2 separate regions of the Homo sapiens genome follow, and region 1 is linked to region 2. Evidence: chromatin contacts called from ENCODE Hi-C or POLR2A ChIA-PET data. All regions are on one chromosome and are shown on one strand. Each heading gives the region's core, a stretch centred on a gene start or an enhancer-like site at or near the end of the contact. The rest is flanking DNA. Distances are from core to core; before and after follow the strand shown.

Region 1 (3,364 bases), core at 650-3,149, 3.4 Mb before region 2:
CTAGGTCATCCAGCCTCTTTGACTTTATAGGTGCAGAGAATGCAAAAACACTTTGAGAAAGTGAAAAGCAGCCTCTGATATCTGGAAGCTGGCCTGGTACAATCAGCCATGCCATGATGTTACTAGACCACAGCCTGGCCCTTATAGCTAGGCTTTGTGTTTTCCTGTAGAACAAAAACAATTCCAAAGAACATCAACATCAGACGAGGTCATTCTGTGACCATGATAGATCCAGACAAATACAAGACCACTCTATAATCAGGTCTAAACACGATAAAAAGATAAAACCTGATGATTGTCCAAACCACAAAAAATGACTCAACATCCCCACTTGGCTAATATGAGGGAGCTGCTGCTGCACTTTTTTTTTTTTTTTTCGTTTTTGAGACAAGGTCTGGCTCTATCACTCAGGGTACAGTGGAGTGGTGCGATCTCCATTCACTGAAACCTCCACTTCCTGGGCTCAAGCGATCGTCCCACCTCTGCCTCCCAAGTAACTGAGATGACAGGCGCGCACCACCAGGCCCGGTTCATTTTTGTATTTTTTGTAGAGAAGAGTTTCGCCATGTTGCCCAGGCTGGTCTGGAACTCCTGCGCTCAAGCAATTCGCCTGCCTCGGTTTACCAAAGTGCTGGGATTACAGGCGTGAGCCACTGCGCCCGGCCAGGCTGCTGTTTCTTTATCTGCACAGCTTTAGCCTCAATCTAGAATTCCCTTCCTCTAGATAAGATGAACTGAGATGCTCAATCATGGAACGACCCTCTCTTCCTGACAGTATCTAATCCAGTGAAGCTCTCACTTCCTTAAACCCTCTCCCAAATCACTAACAACTCTTACCGAGAGGCCCTATCGTTCCTCAATGTGTGTTCTCAGTCACTGCAACTAGTAATAAACCCAGCTTGTTCAACGATCCGTGTCTTCCTGGTGGGATTTGGTTAGAGGGCACGGACAGACCTAAGTTACACAGAGTTGGAGGCTGAGTTCACTAGAAGGAGTCTCCGCTTGTGTGTTCCTTCTTAGCCACTCTTTTGGTTAGTGTCTGTCGTCCCTCCACCAGAATTAAGCTCCATGAGAACAGGAGCCTTGTCTGTCATGTTCAGAGCTGATTCTCAGCGCCTAGAACGGTACGCAGCGGAAGCTGGATGCTTAAAAAATAACCATTTTCTGAACGAATGAATGAGGGGCTCGATATACGCACGTCCCCTTTAATCTCGCAGCTCCTCGCAGATCGTGTGACATACAGACAGCACCACAGCACATTTCCCAAAACCCCGTCTTTCCCGAAGAAATCTCGAAACTCTCACTCCTGGGATGCCCATCCTCTCAGAGCCTCTTCCCCAGGCCGAGCTTCTCTCACTCGCTGGCCCCTTCCCACACCTGAGCCCCAGGTCTATACACCTTCCTAACGCACCTAGAACCCACCTGTCTCCACCATCTGCCCCTACCATCAGACACTGCCGGACGGGCCGCGCAGCTACCTAGGCGTCTAGGGAGCACTGCGGCATGGACCGCGCATGTGCGGAAATGGGTCGCATACGCAGGACCTCCGACAAGTGAGGAGTTGCCTCGGAGTTTCCGTCCCGGTCTGGGCAGCCTTGGGCTGCCAGGAAGTCAAGAGAAGCTAGCCGGAAGGACAACCCGGGCGCACGGCTTTCTGGGACACGTAGTCGTGGCGCTCTCGAGGCCCTGCCATGAGCAAGCTCTTAACTCTTCAGGTCTGCACGTCCTACGCCCACCGTCCAGTGCTACTCTCAGCTCGGAGTTCAGCTTCGGGCTGCCAAGAGCCAGCAACCTGGTGTCAGAGGCTCGGTCCCACAACGCTCTGCGGGCCGCGGCGCCTGCTGGGAGGTGTAGTCCCCGATCTGCGTACTGCGTTCGCCGAGGGGGAGGGCGGAGCTGCCGGCGGCCCGGGCGGGCTGGCAGCTAGAGTGGGTGCGATAGCCGCCTCCGCCTCTGCCGCCTCCGCCGTCGCCTCCTCCGCCCGGGCCGTTCGCTGCTGCGCGGGGAGAGCGAGGCGGGGCCGCCGGGGCCGCCATGGAGCCCGACTCGGTGATTGAGGACAAGACCATCGAGCTCATGGTGAGTGCGGCCCGCTGGACCGTCTGTGCTTCCGTCCGTCCGGCCCCGGGCGGGCCTGCCCACCTCAACGTCCGGTGCGAGGCCGGCTCTGGCCCTTCCCAGACGCCTCGACCCAGACCCGGGCCCCCAGCCTTCCCTGGCCTCGGACCTGGCGCGGGCTCCTCTGATCCCTCGACATCTCCGGCCGGTCCTGGCCCGGCCCCCTCCATGCCCCTCGCTTCTCCCCCTCCCCCTGGTCCCGTCTCCGGTCCCAGCTCTCGGACGACCCTCGCTCGTTTATGCTGTAGACTTAGGTCGCACTCGCTCTAGCACCCCATTCTCCTTCTTTTAGAAAGGGATTTTTTTTTCTTTCCTCTGTTTCGGCCCAGGCCCGCACCGCGCTTGCAAGCCCCACTCAGGCCGAGTGAGATGGTGGGAAGGAGTACGGAGATGGGTTGGGGCCGCCTGGGCCTCCGCGTCCTAGGAGAGGTCTCAGCACCCACTCCCCAGCCTAGGTCTGTGTGGATGCCAGGATAGGCCCTACAGAGCTGGGGGGGCAGGGAGCTTTCGGGTTTGAGGCTGTGGCGGATAAGGAGGCCTCTTTCCCGGGCCCTTGTGGTGTCCGGCTTCTCGGACAAAGGGTTTCCTACCCGGCGGAGAGGGATGTTTGCATAGCAAGGGCCCAGGTACTCTGGATTCCATCCTCCAGGAAAGAGAAGGCGCAACTTCACGTTTTCCAGAGCTGCTTTGGGAAATTGGAGATGACTGGGGAGGGAGCCATCCTCATCACTGCCGCGAGGTCTTTCTTCTCAGAAAGAAAAAAAAAAGAGGGGAATCCTTGGCCCCCGGGGGAAGCGACCACTCTTCTGTTAGAAACCACTGGCAGCCAGGCCAGACTCCCGGTCCGTGGACACCCTCCACCCTCCTCCGAAGCTTTAGGATTTGAAACCAGAAGGGGTTTTTAGGAACAGGACAGTGAGAGAGTGGCTAGAAGTGAAGAATTTGCTAATTGATGGATGATTTGGTGGAAGAAATAAAATATGGCAGATATTACCTGCCAACGTGAACATGAGGGAAATCAAATTGGGCTCTGGAGAGCTGGGAAGAGGAAGTCTGCATCAGCAAATGGACATGTCCAGGATTTCTTCCTATGGAAGCCTTGACAGTTTCTTTGTATCTTTCCTAACACGGTAACAACTTCTTCCCCAGGGTTGAGAGGAGAGGTGGAAGAATCTACTTAACCCAGCAAAATGTTTTCCTAGCCAGATTTTCTTCAGTGTGAAAATGTTTATTGAGTCAGTGATTC
Region 2 (3,183 bases), core at 475-2,974:
TTTATCAGCAAGGTCTTTGTGACCTGTATCTTGTGCCAACCTCCTATCTCACCCTGCAACTAAGAATGCCTTAAACTCCTGGGAATGCAGCCCAGTAGATCTCCGCCTTATTTCATCCAATCCCTATTCAAGATGGAGTCGCTCTGGTAAATGCCTCTGACACAGTTGCTATTCACAAACTCTATCACATACAGCCTCAAATTCCTGGGCCTCCCACCTTAGTCTCCCAAATAGCCGGGACTGCAGACACACACCACTGCGCCCAGCAAGTTTTTTTAGTTTTTAATCATTGTATTTCAAAAAGTAGTTGGGAGGATTAAATTTAAATTTTAAAAGTAAGGCACTTTGCAAAGTGTCAGCCCTTGGTATGTACTCAATAAATGGTAGCTTGTGTCCTCTCCTGTCCTTCTTCACATCCCTTGGCTTATCATCTGCAAGAAGGGGCAGTAAGGCTCTTTGGTAAGCGGGTTTCTTTGACTGGAATGCCCAATCCTCTACTGCCAACCCTCTATCCATCTATTGTAAAAACTACAGAATTCCTGGCCATCTAACTGGGCAACAAAAGTGAAGGCCAAGAGAAGATACCCAATGCCATCTTCTCCCATTCCAGCTGGAGGACTAAGACTCTAGGAGGCAAGGGGAAAGGGTGTCCTGGCTTTACTGTGAGAACTGGAGCAACTAAATTTTCTTCTCTGGGAGTCAGTTTTCCCTTTAGAAGGAGAGAGCTGGGCTGGAGGGCCCCAGGGGAATATGGATCGGTGGCAAAAAGAATGCTCAGCAAGCAATTTAACTCCTCAGACCGTGCCCCATCTTCAAAATGAGTGACAATAAAATGAATAATTGCACGTGGTCCACAAGGCCCCTGAATTTAAGTAAATCACACAAAGTGCTTAGCAGAGTCCCATGAACATAACGCGTTCCATAGATGTTACCTCTATTCCTGCTATTGTCATCATTCCGACCCTAACATTCAAGGTGTCTCTATTAAGCAAAAGGATTCCTTTGTGAATAATTTTAATCCGCCAATGTACTCAAGGGTCTATCTTAAGCACAGCTCTAGAGCCCTGATTGTAGCGCTTTCCATGGCCTGACGACCAGCTTTCCTGTCTCAAGGGGAAATCTGAGAATGGCCGAACAGCCATGACAGTCCTCTCGAAGAGTTCATTCCCCCTTCTCTCCGCGACCTGCTGAGGTCTGAGCCCGACTTCCCCAGCACGCCCATCTCAGTCACCATTGGTCGCCTCCTCGCTGGCGTGACTAAGACCCAGCCCTCTTCTCGCTGGGACCACTCTGAGGCGATCTGCGGAAGCTGAGGGGCCTCGGAGGAGGGGCCGCGATGCATCTCGGGCTTTGTAGTCCACCTGCACAACTACAGCCAGAGAGCGGGGCCTCACGAACCGGAGAACTACAATCCCCAGCAGCCGGGCGGAAGCGGAGCGAGGGGGGGCTCGCGTCACGTGGGCGTTCGGCCTGGGCGGGCTATTTCTCAGTGCGGCGGCGGCGGCGGTGGCGGCGGCTCCGGGGACCGGGGCCTTTTGTTTGGAGCGGCTGCGGGGGGGCCCCGGAGCGGCGAGGCCGGCGGCCTTCCCCAGCTTGCTCGGTCCCGGCCACCCCTCGCGGGGGTGGGGGGCCGCCCCCTGGGCCGGGCATCTCCTCAGGCGCCGCCGCCCCGCCCTAGGCCGGCCCCGCCCGGCCTGAGGGGAGGAACCGGCCGGGCCTCGCCGCGCGGCCCAGCCACCTCCGGAGTCGCCGCCTCTGCTCTCAGTGCCCCGGATCGGAGGCCGTCCATCGCCCCTCGGGCCGACGCCATGAAGATCAAAGATGCCAAGAAACCCTGTAAGACGGGGGCTGGGGCCCGCCAGGTTGGGAGGGCACCCTTGGGCCCCGTCTGAAAGCCCCTTGGCTGGGCGGTCGGCTTCCAAGCCCGTCGCTCCTCGCCGGCGCTTCGTCCGGTATGGGGGCGGAGGGACCATTTGAGCCACGAGTTCGAGGCTTCCGTCCTCCCCATCCCCCTATTCATGCATGGTGAATGCCTGCCGCCCCCTAGCCTTTCCTCCCACTTTCTCTTCGAGATCTGGGAGGTGCCAGAGGGAATTTCTGATTCTGATTTTTGTCAAACCAGACTAGTCTCCTCTCCCAGCTCCCCCTGAATTCAGGTTGAAAAGAGGCGGTCGCGGCTGTCAGGTTGCGCTGGCGGCTTTTAGCACCTGTTTTTAGGGATTTCCGGGCTTCCTGCTTGTGTCCTTGAAATGCCGGTGGGTTCCTGGGAGTTGTCACTGTTGTTACAGTTGGAGCTTTCAAACGTACGTGCATGCAGTCTGCCAGTGTGTAATTGCTTTGGCTTGTTTTTGTTTAGAATATCAACTAGTTCATGTTTGTTTTAGAAAACGCAGATAAACAAGAAAGATAAAGTCACCCGTATTCCCCGCACCCGGAGCGAACCGCTATTAATATTATGGTGAATACCCGTAGATATTTTTCTATGCATGTACTTAAATTCTGACTATGCTTTTAGAAAGGTCGACTTTCATTTGCTTCCTTTTATGTTTAGTCTTTTAAAAACCTTTTATTCCAGTAATTGACTTATTTAATCACCCAGCCATTGTGATTGTCACTCTTTTTAAGTATAGCCTCCCAGAAGGACTAGGAACGTGGGGATTCATGCTCATCTTAGAGTCGTATTGATACTTTTGCTGTTTTTACAGTGTTTCATGTGATCTCTTTAACTGTTAAGAAATCCACAACTATAAAACAGGGCGCTGACACCTTCCCTGCCCGCCTATCGGGGTTCCTGTAAAACTCACCTGAGAGGCAACAAGCCAAAACCCTGTGAAAACTACAAATTCCTATATAACTGTAAGGTAATTTGGTCTTAACTTCACAGGTGAGGAAATTGAACTTAGCCCCAGAGTAACTTTTCCAAGCATGTACCAACCATGTGCTATGTGGTTCATAACTCTAAGGGGACTGACTCATAATACAGTGTTCTTTCTCTTGCACCCATAGAGCATTGTCTAAGTACTTTATCTGGTAGTTTCATCTGTTAATTAAAATTTTTAAAAAATTATTTATAACTGAATAGATCCTGTCATAGTTGTTCAAGAAATCTATAAAATAGTGATGTGAAGGCTTAAATGAAAAGTAATATAGAGAGACTTTAAATTTTCATTTGCTGAATTAAAC

The links. Hi-C counts contacts between places; a loop is a spot of excess contacts on that map. ChIA-PET counts read pairs that join two places held with the same protein, here RNA polymerase II (POLR2A). Pooled maps may share reads with other maps.
Region 1: a map of OCI-LY7 shows a loop between it and region 2 (7-fold over the local background). The contact joins the promoter of FBXW11 here to the promoter of PANK3 in region 2. A Hi-C loop is called at or near these places in 2 of 168 maps with a recorded cell type or tissue (HepG2 and OCI-LY7), 4 of 37 single-sample maps with no recorded cell type and 15 of 50 pooled maps. POLR2A ChIA-PET finds 5 or more read pairs at or near these places in 1 of 52 experiments (Caco-2).

What each region holds. Positions count from the first base shown.
Region 1 is chr5:172,005,173-172,008,536 of GRCh38, reverse strand. It overlaps FBXW11 (F-box and WD repeat domain containing 11), which reads left to right and starts at 1,899. Exons shown (of 14, transcript NM_001378974.1): 1 at 1,899-2,079. The coding sequence starts at 2,035. RefSeq lists enhancers at 1-132, 1,575-1,844, 1,388-2,015, 2,615-2,734 and silencers at 1,875-2,154, 2,165-2,274.
Region 2 is chr5:168,577,909-168,581,091 of GRCh38, reverse strand. PANK3 (pantothenate kinase 3) reads left to right here and starts at 1,724. Exons shown (of 7, transcript NM_024594.4): 1 at 1,724-1,836. The coding sequence starts at 1,809. RefSeq lists a silencer at 1,447-1,776 and enhancers at 1,293-1,836, 1,927-1,996.